Linked DNA regions of Homo sapiens: region 2 is linked to region 1. The links are chromatin contacts, found by Hi-C in ENCODE. All regions are on one chromosome and are shown on one strand. The core of a region is the stretch at or near the end of the contact, and the rest is flanking DNA. Distances in the headings are between cores, read along the strand shown. Region 1 holds the start of MMUT (methylmalonyl-CoA mutase). Region 2 holds the start of KIAA1586.

Region 1 (6,674 bases), core at 2,030-4,529:
ATTCAAGGCCTTCATGAACTGGTCTCTGTTTCCCCCTCAGACCCATCTCTGTCTTTGTCCTCTTTATGCATTTTGTGCACTAGAAATACTGGATTACCTACAGTTGGCTGCACATATGTCAAAGTTTTCTGAATTTGCTCTTGCTCTTCCTTCTGCCTAAAATGTTCTTCTCTGGCTAATTCAGCTAAGGCATTATCTCCAATTTGCAGCGTTTCTATGTGCCAGTAACATAGAAGGCTATAAAGACATCACAGAGAGTAGCAATTTTAATCTTTACAATACCCCTAAGAGGTAGGTACTATTATTATCCTTATTTTACAGATTAGGAAACTGAGGCACAGAAGAGCCAGCATTGATTGGAACCTATGCAGCCTGTTTCAAAGTCCTTGCATTTAACTAATATGCACACAATTCATCCCAGAACCCATAAGGTGAGCTAAATGGCCTCTTCAATAATCTACTTCTGTGCTAGTTTATAAACTGCTCCAACATTAGAGCTGCATATTCCGGATAACTAGCATAGACTTTTATACTAGGTTGCTGGGTTCAGCGTCATCATTTTCCAGATGTAGAAACTGAGGCTCAGAGAAATAAAGTCGCTTGATCAAAATCCCACCTCACAAAGCCGTAAACTGTTTACCTGAATTACTAAAACTTGTCAGAGTCATACAGCGTAAACATATAGAGCCCATTGTTTAAAAAGATATTGAGATGCAAACATTAATATATTCACTATACTATGTGTTTTATACTGGATAAGGCAACAAGTAAAGGGAGTTTCAAATTTTATTTTCCATACCACTTCTTACCTATCAGTTTAGTAAAGCTTAAATGAAATCAATACTCAACACTTATTATGGGGTCGTTAAACAAGAGACATAAACCACTGGTGACAGTATTAACTATTTTAACTACTTTGGAAAGTAAATTGTCAATATACATGAAATGCTTCAGAAATGTTTATGCCATTCCACTGAGGAACATTACTCCTGGGAAAGCTTCTGTAGTAATATATAAAATAGATGTTTCCTATAGTTTTATTTGTAATAGAGAAAACTTAGGAAAATCGTAAGTATCTCATAACATATGAATAAGTGAATTACAGCATATACAAATGATAGAATTTCATGTAGTTATCAAAATATGTTTAGAAAGCTGGCAAAACTAATCTTTGATGTCAGAAGTCAGAAGAATGGTTACTTAATGGTTGCTAGAATACAACAGGAGCAAGAGAGGGGCTTTTGGGGGTAATGGTCTTGATCTGATTGCCACTTACATAGATATATTCTGTTTGTGGAAATTCATCAAATTATACAGTTATGTTTTATGCAGTTTCTGTAAATATATGTATAAGTAAAAAGTTAAAAATGTGTTATGCATAGTTTCCCAAAAAAAGAGAAACAAACTCAAAAAGTAGTAAGTAAAAGACTCAAGACACGTAATTGTAAGTGCAACAGGTTCAACTATGTAAAAAGTACATAGAACAAAGTCTAAATGGAAACATAACAAAAAAGGCTGGGCATGGTGGTTCACGCCTGGAATCCCAGCACTTCAGGAGGCCGAGGCAGGTGGATCACCTGAGGTCAGGGGTTCAAGACCAGCCTGGCCAACACGGTGAAACCCAGTCTCTACTAAAAATACAAAAATTAGCTGGGCATGGTGGCGCACACCAGTAATCCCAGGTACTCAGGAGGCTGAGGCATGAGAATCACTTCAACCCGGGAAGCAGAGGTTGCAGTGAGCAGAGATCGTGCCACTGCACTCCAACCTGGGCAACAGAGAGAGACCCCGTCTCAAAACAAAACAAAAAAACCTTCCATTTTTTTAATACTAGCACGATTTTTATTCTTTAAATCCATGGGGTCCTTGTCATCCATCTTTTTGCAAGCCATCCACTACATTTACTAGCTTAAAAGGTGGATGAAAAAAATAATGAAGCAACAACTAAACTGTTTCAATAGTAATCCTGTAAAAGGTAATTTGAAAACCACCTGAGACTAAACTGTTGGCAGGAAATATCACACTCATTTCACGTGGGCTTTCCTAAATCTGAACAACTAATAGGAAAGAGCCCCGTTTAAGTGACTTCCTGAAAATCACATGTGAATTGGTGGAGGCTGGAAACAGACACCATTTTTAGATAAAAACACAACTACTGCGGATGGCAATACGACCTCTGAATTTTCTCAGAAGACCATCAAGAGAGGCCTCAAGCATTCAAAGAAGCAACATGCAAAGCAAATATGTTACTGACAACTAAAATGAGTTAAAGAGCAATGATTAATCCCACCCCCACACCTCAAAAACAAATCAGTGAGAAAAAGATTTCTTGAACCAATAAGTTTCAAGCTTTGGCTGCTGACGTATGATTGCACATTAATACTTCAAGAAGGTACTTTGATGTTCAACTAGTTGGGTTTGGAGATGGAAACATAGGGCATGAAAATTATATTTGATATTAGCATAAGTACATCATTAAACACAAAATTATATTGGCAGAAAATCATCAAGTGGTTTAAAACTTTACACACATACGTTATCCAGGGCTTCGAGCTTCCCTAAGACCACCTTCTTTCTAGATAAAACTGAGAACGAGTTAGTAATGTAAGCTTTTATGTCAATTTAGACCTGTCTTTTCTATTCTACCTCTCACTCTTAACACTGTTTACACTCTTAATCCTGTTTACACACAGAAAATCACTTTTATTCCCGAAAACTCTTAGAAAAACCCTGACAATAACATAACCCACAACCTAGAAGGGAGGCAGCCATGAAGCAGGCGCATCCCTTTGGAACCATACAAAAAGTGACCTCTGCCAACGGGAACAGTTCAGGGTGCTTAAGTGGCCAAAGAAGATACCGACATGGCCCCTAAAGTATTAAAAGCACCTTCTTTCCAGAAGTACCTCCGAATTGCCAGGGACTTCGCCCAAAACTAGAGGTTGGTCGAAGTGAAAATCTAAACCTAAGGAGAAGGCAGAGAGTGGGATCCCGTCACAGTAGGAAGGTAAAGAAGACAGAAGTAAAGGACAGAGCGGGAGAGAAAGGACAAAAGTTCAAAATACAGGGGTAGAGGAGGGACAGGAGCCAGAAGAATGGAGCGATCTGAAAGGTGTACGTCCTACTCACTGGTAGGCCTGTTTTGGACTCCGCTGTGGGAGAGGGCGGCTGCACTTCTGCGTCCCCCGCCTCACCTGTCAGACATCCACACAGCCAGGCCTCCCCGCCCTCACCAAGCCCACACAAACCGCGCCACCGCCAGCGTCAGCCGGACGACTCTGGGGGCGTAGGCCGACACCGCCCTCCCTCCAGCCAATCTAATAGCGCTCTCATGGGCGCATTCCTGATGACGTTTAGGGGTAGGGTTAGATGCCCGTTTCCGCTTTCTTCCCACCCACTTCCGGGTCTCCTCTGTTTACGAATGTTTGGGCGCGAATTACTCTAAGCGCGGCTCTCAGAAGGGTGCAAGAAGAATCAGTGGTGAGTCGTGATATCCTTAACCGGCTGGGTGGATCTAAAGTTCAGGGATGAGTTTTAAAGCCAACGCGTTTGTGGCAGACTCCGCAGTTTGCATTTGAGGATAGCGAGGGGGGATTGCTTACGGGGAAATGCCCGATGTCCTAAAAGATCTGCCCTTAGGATCCTGAGATTGAGATGTTTGATTAGGGGGGAGGGAGCAAAGCCATGAATACTTCCTATTTCTCCCGAATCATCCTCATGGCTCATCCTCATTGCTAAATTTCTCCCGCGGGCACTAGTGAAGTCAAGTGCAGCCTTGGACATTAGTGTCTGTGTTTCTCCAGGAGTCCTACTCACTCTTGTGCCCACATAGAGGTCTAAATTGAGGTAATTGAGTCCCATGAGTATCAACAAGCTGGTAAGAAAAACAAGACAACCTAGAATGCCTCCCTCTCTCCTAAAGCATATAGTCTGGCGGCAAACTACTGTACCAGCCTTATTTCTTTTCACTTCTCCTATACACATTAAAAGCCTCGCTGGATTATCCTGTCCCTGAACACGCCAGGTTTTTTGTGTTTTTTCCGAGCTTTCCTGCCGTCCGAGTTTTACTGTTTTCCCTTGGATGCTTCATTTTTCTACTTTTTGGCTAAATATTTCAAAATGTTATTAGAATAATACTTTTTCTATGAATAATGTACAAACATACTTCCGAGATATTGCGGGGTCGGTTCCAGACCAATAAAGCCTGTCACACGATTTTTTTGGTTTCCCAGTGCATATAACAGTTGTATTTACACTGTATTGTAACCTATTAAGTGTGCAATAGCATTATGTGTAAAAAAAAATTACATGCTGTAATTTTAAAATATTTTATTGCTAAAAAATGCTACTAATCATCTCAGCCTTCAGCAAGTCCTAATCTTTTTGCTGGTGGAGGGTCTTGCTTGATGTTGATGGCTGTTGACCAATCAGGGTGATGGTTGCTGAAGATTGGAGTTGCTGTGGCAGTTTCTTAAAATAACAAAATAATGAATTTTGTACAGCAGTTGACTCTTCCATTCACTAAAGATTTCTCTGTAGCATGTGATGCTGTTTGAAAGCATTTTACCCACTGTAGAACTTCTTTCAAAATTAGAGTAAATCCTCTTAACCCCTACCATTGCTTTAGCAACTAAGGTTTTGTGATATTCTGAATTCTTTGTTGATATTTCAAGAATATTCACAGCATCTTCACCAGGGGTAGATTCCATCTCAAGAACTTCGCTCATTCATAAGAAGCAACTTCTTTTCCACTAGTTTTATCATGAGATTGCAGCAATTCAGGTACATCTTCAGGCTCCACTATTTCTCTTGCTATTGCCACCAGATCTTTCATCACTTCCTCCACTGAAGTCTTGAACAAAGTCATGACCTTTACAAAGTCATCCATGAGGGTTGGAATCAACTTTTTCCAGACTCCTGTTAATGTTGATATTTTGACCTCCTCCCGTGAATCATGAATGTTCTTACTAGCATTTGGGATGGTGAATCATTTCCAGAAGTTTTCAATTTATTTTGCCCAGATCCATCAGAGGAATCACTGTCTAGGGCAGCTATAGCTTTACAAAATGTATTTCTTAAATAATATAACTTGAAAGTCAAAATTATTCTTTGATTCATGGGCTGCAGAATGGATGTTGTGTTAGCAGACATGAAAACAGCATTAATCTCCTTGTACATCTCTATCAGAGCTCTTGGGTGACCAAGTACGTGGTCATTGAGCAGTATTATTTTGAAAGGAATCTTTTTGTGAGCTGTAGGTCTCAAAGATGGGCTTAAAATACTCAGTAAACCGTGCTGTAAACAGATGTGCTGTCACTCATGCTTTGTTCTTCCATTTCCAGAGCACAGACAGAGTAGATTTAAAAGAATAAGAGCCCTAGGATATTTCAGAATGGTCAATGAGCATTGGCTTCAAGTCACCACCCATATTAGCCCCTACAAGAGAGTCAGCCTGTCTTTTGAAGCTTTGAAGCCAGGCAATGACTTCTTTCTAGATATGAAAGTCCTAGATAGCATCTTCCAATAGAAGGCTGTTTTGTCTTCATTGAAAATCTGTTGTTTAGTGTAGCCCCTTCATCAATTATCTTACCTAGAACTGGATAACTTGCTGCAGCTTCTGCATCAGCACTTGCTGCTTCACTTTGTACTTTCATGTTATGCAGATAGCTTACTTCCTTAAACCTCAGGAACCAAGCTCTGCTAGCTTCAGGCTCTTTTGCTACAGCTTTCTCACCTCTCTCAGCTTTCATAGAATTGAAGTGAGTTAAGACCTTGCCATGAATTCGTCTTTGGTTTAAGGGCGTGTTGTGGCTAGTTTGATCTTCAATCCCGGACCACTCAAACTTTCTCCCTATCAGTAATAAGGCTGTTTTTGCTTTCTTATCATTCATGTCTTCACTGGAATAGCACTTTAAATTTCCTTCAAGAACTTTTCCTTTGCATTCACAGCTTGGCTAACTGGTGTAGTTTCCAGCCTATCTTGGCTTTTGACATGCCTACCTCACCTTGCTTAAACATTTCTAGCTTTTAATTTAAAGTGAGAGAGGTGTGATTTTTGCTTTCACTTGAACACTTAGAGGCCATTGTAGGGTTATTAAATGGCCTAATTTCAATATCATTGTGTCTCAGGGAATAGGGAGGCCTAAGGAGAGGGAGAGAGGCAGGGAACAGCCAGTTGGTGGAGCAGTCAAAACACAACGCAACATTTACCTATTAAGTTCTCTGTCTGATATTGGCATGGTTCATGGTGCCCTAAAACAATTACAGAGTAACATCAATCACCATAACAGATATAATAATGAAAAGGTTTGAAATATTGTGAGAGTTATCAAAATATGACACAGAAATGTGAAGAGTGAGCACAATCTGTTGGAAAAATGGCATCAATATAGTTGTTCAGTGCAGGCTTGCCACAAACCTTTAGTTTGTAAGACAACAACAACAAAATACAGTGTCTGCGAGGCTCAATAAAGTGAAACACAATAAAAAGAGTTATGCCTGTACATTCTTACCCATAGCACAAACCAGTTTAAGACAGTCATTCGCTCACTTGCCTCTTTATAACATTTATAAATACACATAGTAATTATTTTCATATCTGTCTCTACCTGTGCACTATCACTAAGCTGTGGTTTCCCTTGGATCTAAGAATGGGACAAAATACCTATTCATTT
Region 2 (6,674 bases), core at 1,375-3,874, 7.6 Mb after region 1:
TTAATTAAACTAAAAAGCTTCTGCACAGCAAAAGAAAAAATCAGCAGAGTTAACAGACAACCCACAGACTGGGAGAAAATCTTCACAATCTATACATCTGACAAAGGACTAATATCCAGAATCTACAAAGAACTCAAACAAATCAGCAAGAAAAAAAAAAACAACCCCATCAAAAAGTGGGCTTAGGACATGAATAGACAACTCTCAAAAGAAGATATGCAAATGGCCAACAAACATATGGAAAAAATGCTCAACACAGCTAATTATCAGGAAAATGTAAATCAAAACTACACTGCAAATCTACCTTACTCCTGCAAGAATGGCCATAATCAAAACATCAAAAAATAATAGACGTTGGCATGGATGTGGTGAAAAGAGAACACTTTTACACTGTTAGTGGAAATGTAAACTAGTACAACCATTATGGAAAACAGTGTGGATATTCCTTAAAGAACTAAAAGTAGATCTACCATTTGATCCAGCAATCTGACTACTAGGAAGAGGAATAACCACAGAAAAATAAGTCATTATACAAAAAAGATCCTTGCACATGCATATTTATAGGAGCATAATTCGTAATTGCAAAAATATAGAACCAGCCTAAATGCCCATCAATCAACAAGAGGATAAAGAAAATGGTGTATATACACATACATACACACACACACACACACACACACACAATGGAATAGTACTCAGCCATAAAAAGGAGCAAATACTGGTATTCACAGCAATCTGGATGGAACTGGAGACTATTATTCTAAGTGATGTAACTCAGGAATGGAAAACCAAATGTTGTATGTTCTCACTGATAAGTGGAAGCTAAGCTATGAGGACACAAAGGCATAAGAATGACACATAGGACTTCAGGGACTCGGGAAAGGGTGGGAGGGGGTGAGGGATTAAAGACATCGGGTACAGGATACACTGCTTGGGTTATGGGTGCACCAAAATCTCAGAAACCACCACTAAAGAACTTATGCATGTAACCAAACACCACCTGCTTCCTAAAAACCTATTGAAATAAAAAATACATTTTTATTTTTAAAAAATGTCCATACTACCCATACTACCCAAAACAATCTACAGATTGAATCCAATCCCCATCAAAATACCAATGACATTCTTCACAGAAGCAGAATAAACAATTCTAAAATTTATGTGGAACCACAAAAGACCGAGAATAATAGCAAAAGCTAACCTGAGCAAAAAGAACAAAACTGGAGGAATCACATTACATGACTTCAAATTCTACTACAGAGCTATAGTAACCAAAACAGCATGGTACTGGTATAAAAACAGACACACAGACAAATGGAACAGAATACAGTACCCAGAAATAAATCCACACACTTAGGGCATGGCTACACGGAGGAAGGGGTTTCTGAGCACAATACTCTGTGTGTGTTAACTTTGTAGTTTTGAAGTTAACAAGACCCTGGGCTCGCTATGCAGTCCGTATGTGATGTTGAACCCTTTACACACAGCACTAGACGGTTTTGAACCTATCAAAACACTGCTTCACTTAAATTTCACCAACTCCTTAAAATCCTAGTAAGTCTATGTTTTCCTTTGTTCCTATGTTCTCCTTTTCTCCCACTTTGTGGGTTGTCTGTTTACTCTGCTGATTATTTTTTTTGCTGTGCAGAAGCTTTTTAGTTTAATTAAGTTCAGTCTATTTATCTTTGTTTCTGTTGCATTTGCTTTTGGGTTCTTCATCGCGAAGTCTTTGCCTAAGCCAATGTCTAGAAGGTATTTTTCCGGTGTTATCTTGAGCAATTTTTATGACTTCGGGTCTTAGATTTAAGTCTTTGATGCATCTTGAGTTGATTTTTGTATAAGGTGAGAGATGAGGATCCAGTTTAATTCTTCTACATGTGGGTCACCAATTATCCCAGCACCATTTGTTGAAAAGGGTGTCCTTTCCCCACTTTATGTTTTTGTTTGCTTTGCTGAAGATCAGTTGGCTAATCAGATACCTCATAGCTCCTTTGTTGTATAATTTTGTGCATTGTAGATCAGGGTCAAAATGATAAAGGTGATTTTCTGGGACTACAGACTTGTCAATAACAGGTGGTCCTAGGCTGATAGAGGTAAACAAATAAAAGCTTTAAAAGAATATTCTCTGTTAAAATTTGCTTTCATAAATTTCATGTTTAAAATCATTTGTGAATAAATGTTAAAATAAAAAGGTGAGCCACGATTTTGGTAAGGCAATTTCTGAGCAAATCACACACAATTTTTTTTCATTCCCATTGATCTATTACATAGACGAATATTTGGTTGTGAAAAAGTGAGAGAAAGAACTCGGCTATTTTATTATAGTAGAGCAACACCGAAGGGAGACGACTTCGCTGTAGCTCAGAGTCTTTTTCCATTCTTCACCCACGCGCGGGGCAGTCGCGCGGCGCGGTCGCGCGGCGGGTAGGAACTACCATCCCAGCATCCTCTGCGGCGCGGGGAAGGAAGCCCGGGAATGAGAGAAAGAGGCTCCGGGGAGATAGCGGACCAGTGAGGGCTGCCCCTCTTTTGAAGCGGTTTTCGTCTCTTTCCGCCAGTGGCCTCCCAGCTCACGCAGGGGCGGGTCCCGGTAGCGCGAGGCGGTGCAGGGCGGGAAGGGGAGTGGTGGCGGCTGCGGCAGTAGGGACAGCAGGAGCAGTGGTGCTGTCAGCGCGGCCGTCGGAGACATGGGAGACCCGGGGTCGGAAGTGAGTAGTCGAGTGAGGGTCCTGGCGTTCTCAGAGGCGAACCGCGAAGGGTTTGTGTTTTCTGCGGTCTGAGGCCTGGTGCTCCGTCGCAGCCTCGGGGCGATACCTCTTCAGTGTCTTGGGCCGAGCCCAGCTCTGGGGCCTGGTGCGTGTCTGAGCGAGGAACCCGCAGCAACAATGGCCGCCCGGCCCCCCGCACGGGCCCTGGCGTTCGTTGTGGCCGCGGCTGGGCCAGTGGGAGCGACGTTTTAAGGCAGGATTGCCCTTCGGTGTTGAGCTTGCGTTCCTCCTGGAGTAGATAAGGGGAATTGTGAGAGGCTGGTAACTAACGCGTTTTCAGCGTTGGGTCCCTGCAGCTCCGCACACTCTGTGGCAAGAGCCAGAGCTCGAGTTCCGTTCCTAGTCGGGTTTCCGTGAAATTGTGCTCAGTTCGTTTTCCTCAAGAGCTCTCTGTCTTTAATTGTTCCTTTCGGAAACGCTCTCTTCCTACACGAATGTGGCTGAACAGATAAGCATGTTTTGGCTTGTTTTTATAGATAATAGAATCTGTCCCTCCAGCTGGCCCTGAGGCATCTGAGTCAACAACGGATGAAAATGAAGACGACATTCAGTTTGTCAGTGTAAGTAGCAATGATGATTGGGGTTTTCCCAGAGTAAAAGACTATGGTGGGCCATTATGTAATGTTACCTCACCTGGTCATTTAATGTTCATGAGTGTCTAATACATACTAGACACTGGAGCATGGCGCAGGATTGGGAAATTTACCAAAAGAGCTATCTGAGCCACCCCCGTAGCCATCACAAAGAGCACGTCCTAAAGAACGTGCTGTACACTTAATCTCGCCCCCTGCCTTTCATTTAAACTTAAGATAAAAACGCTGGTGTCTAAAACGCTGTTTTGAAATGGAGCAAGAGTAACTTCTAAAGGCGACACGGAGGAAGGAGCTGCTAATGATGAGCAAGGACGTAGAAAACAGGAAGGGTTGTGAGAGCCCAGAATCTTAGCGTTATGGTGCTTCTAACATGAAGGCAAATAGCTTGAAGATTTCTCTAACCTCTGAGATCATCATGTTACGGCATAGTACAGTTGATGCTCATAATGAAGAATCCTACATCACTGGGAACATGCTCTATTTTTCTGAGTTTGTTCCCTTTGAGACAGTAGTTTTCAAGCCTTAGTAAGTATAAACAGGCAGATTCCTGGGCCCCACTGCAGACCTACCGAATCAGAATTTCCAGGCGGGGGCCTAGGAATCTTCATTTTCAGACAAGTGCAGGGACATAAGGATTTCTGAGCACACTTTGGACAGAATGGGTTTCTAAAGCAGAAGGGAGTGTTTTATGATATATTTTGGGGTGATTTTCATCCATAATTGTTGGAGTTTTAGAAAGGCTTTGCGTAAAGTGGTATCTCAGCTCGCCAGGCAGAAAACAGTTCTGTCCCCAACTCGTCTTTTGGAATGCCGTAGTTAGTTGCAGTTTGGTATTCAGGCTGTAGAATTTTTCTTTAATGGAGTGTCTGTCTAATGTTTCTGTGTTTTTTAGTTTTTGTAGGTTTAGGGCGACTTTGTAAGTCACTTGTTTTTTAAATTAAAATTTCCTCCCTAAACATTGTTTTGTTAACATCGTTGTTTGTTTTTCGTGTTTTGTGTATAAGTTCTTTACCCTGTCACTTTCTGGACATATTTCCCAATTAATAGTGTGTGTATATTTTGTTCCTGACATTTGGAACCTTTCTAAATATTGATGATACCAAGGGAGATTGTATGCTGACTCTGCCTTCACTGTTGTTATGGAGTAAGCAACGTAACTTGAAATCAAAGAGCAATGGTTTCTGTTTTTGTAACGAGAAACATTTGGGAAGAGGAGTTCATGGGTCTTTAGGAAAAATAATTTTGGTTTCCTCTTAACTGGTATAAAAACAGGAATGATTGGGACAGATGATCTTGATGAGTTTTTTGTGCATCTGTATGTAGAAGTGACACACGTCTGATTGATGATCCATGTGCCATTGAGAAAGTATGTAGAAGTGACATACGTCTGATTCATGATCCATGTGCCGTTGAGAAACACAGATGGGATGTACAAAATTAAGTTTGGAAAAGTAAATAGGTATAGATTTGTGTAATATCCTGAGGAATAAATCATTATATTTTAAATTGTGAGTTAATATATAGGCTGTGTTTAGCTGAGGTTTAAAACTCTTACTTTAAATTTTATTTTAAATATAAAGATCCTTCTACATCTTTTCATACAATATTTTGTATATCCAGCGTGATAGAACCCTTTATATTTAACCCTGTTCAAAATAGAAGATCAAAGGTTTGACAGCTCTTATATGGAGAAGTGAATTACATGCTGTCAGTGTAATTGCAGTACCAGAAAGAATGTAGTAAAACATCCCTGTTGCATTTCAGTGGTGCCACATAAAAGACAATGATAACTTAATTCCACTTTGAAATACACTCAGAGACAACTTTCCTTTGTAACCCCATCCTATACTGGGCTCTACCAGGATATGCTTATTTCTCTGTGTTTTTTATAGTACCATCCAGTAAAGATGCAATGCTGCTGGGTATAGTTCTCTGCTTGTGGGTTCTTCAGATTAAAAGAAAAAAAAGTTTGTTACTTCTTGATATATTCTGGTTTGGATTCCTTAGTCTTTTCATATAAATGTTGATTATCTAGCCTTCATTCTGCGTTGTGGCACAGAATCCTCTTTGTGTTCTGTCATGTACCTAGCCTCCAAAATAAACAATATGCTGAAAGAAAGGAATGATAAAAGATTTGGGGATACAAAAAGAGTCCTTATCTTAATGTAAATTTTATTGAAATATAGTACCTATACAGGGAAGGTTACTTCCTCCTTGCCATCACTATTTTTGTACCACATTACCATTTGTCTAGATTGATTATCTTGTTTGTATTCTTCCCACATGCTCTCTTATGTGGTTAACCTTCTTGAAACAGCTCTAATAATGTTCCCATCTTGATGTTATTTATTGATTCCTTTGCCTACAGAATAAAATCTAGGATTTTGACTAGGGCATTTATGGCCTGGTCTATGATGAGGGTAGTGTATATGTAAAGAAAGGATCAAGAAGACTCAGAGTTTGATGTTTGGCTGTACAGTGATGTGGAGGATAAAGCAGGGTTATCAAAGAACTTCGAGATTACTGATAATCATTTCAGTTAAAAAAAATTGTACTATGAAATCTGTTATCTTTTTTTTTTAATGAGGTAGGGCCAGGGGGTGGGTTTTTCACTATGTTGCCCAGGCTGGACTTGAATTCCTGGGCTCAAGTGATCCTCCTGCCTCAGCCTCCTGAGCAGCTGAGACTGGCACTGTGCCTAACTGAAATCTGTATCTTTTTAAATCAATATCTGTGCTATTTCCCATTTTGAAAGGAATCTACATGGCTTTATTCCTCTATATAGATTTAGGCTCTTTGGGTTTTGTCATTATTATGTTTTTTTTTTTTTCCTTTTTACTAGCAGGAACAGTATTACGTATTCATGTACTCTGACTCTTTTCCCATGCCTCTTTTTTTTTTTTAGACAGTGTCTTGCTCTAAATTTTATCTAGGCTAGAGTGTAATGGCATAATTATAGCTCACTGTAGCCCCAACTTCCTGGGCTCCAGTGATCCTCTCACCTCAGCCTCCCAAGTAGCTGGGATTACAGGTGTGAGCCACCGTACCCATCTGATTTTTTTTTTTTGTAGAGTTGGTGTCTCACTATGTTGCCCAGGCTGATCTTGAACTTCTGGGCTCAAGTGATCCTCCTGTCTTGGCCTCCCAGTGTGCTAGGATTACAGGTGTGAGCCACTGCTCCCAGCCCCTTTGCCCGTTTTGTTTCTAATTATTCTGTGCCACTTGCAAGATTTTCTCGAGAATCTTTCCCAATTCCAACTAAAAAAATCTCCCACTGATTGTTAAATTTAAGTTTAATTGGAATGATTGTTCA

What was found. Hi-C counts contacts between places; a loop is a spot of excess contacts on that map. Pooled maps may share reads with other maps.
Region 2: a pooled map shows a loop between it and region 1 (8-fold over the local background). The contact joins the promoter of KIAA1586 here to the promoter of MMUT in region 1. A Hi-C loop is called at or near these places in 3 of 50 pooled maps.

What each region holds. Positions count from the first base shown.
Region 1 is chr6:49,459,974-49,466,647 of GRCh38, forward strand. MMUT (methylmalonyl-CoA mutase) reads right to left here and starts at 3,280. Exons shown (of 13, transcript NM_000255.4): 1 at 3,130-3,280. It overlaps CENPQ (centromere protein Q), which reads left to right and starts at 3,397. Exons shown (of 9, transcript NM_018132.4): 1 at 3,397-3,480. RefSeq lists enhancers at 2,463-3,363, 2,950-3,019, 3,364-4,263.
Region 2 is chr6:57,044,069-57,050,742 of GRCh38, forward strand. It overlaps KIAA1586, which reads left to right and starts at 2,625. Exons shown (of 4, transcript NM_020931.4): 1 at 2,625-2,708; 2 at 3,245-3,328. The coding sequence starts at 2,688. RefSeq lists a silencer at 1,383-1,677 and enhancers at 2,307-2,396, 3,213-4,090.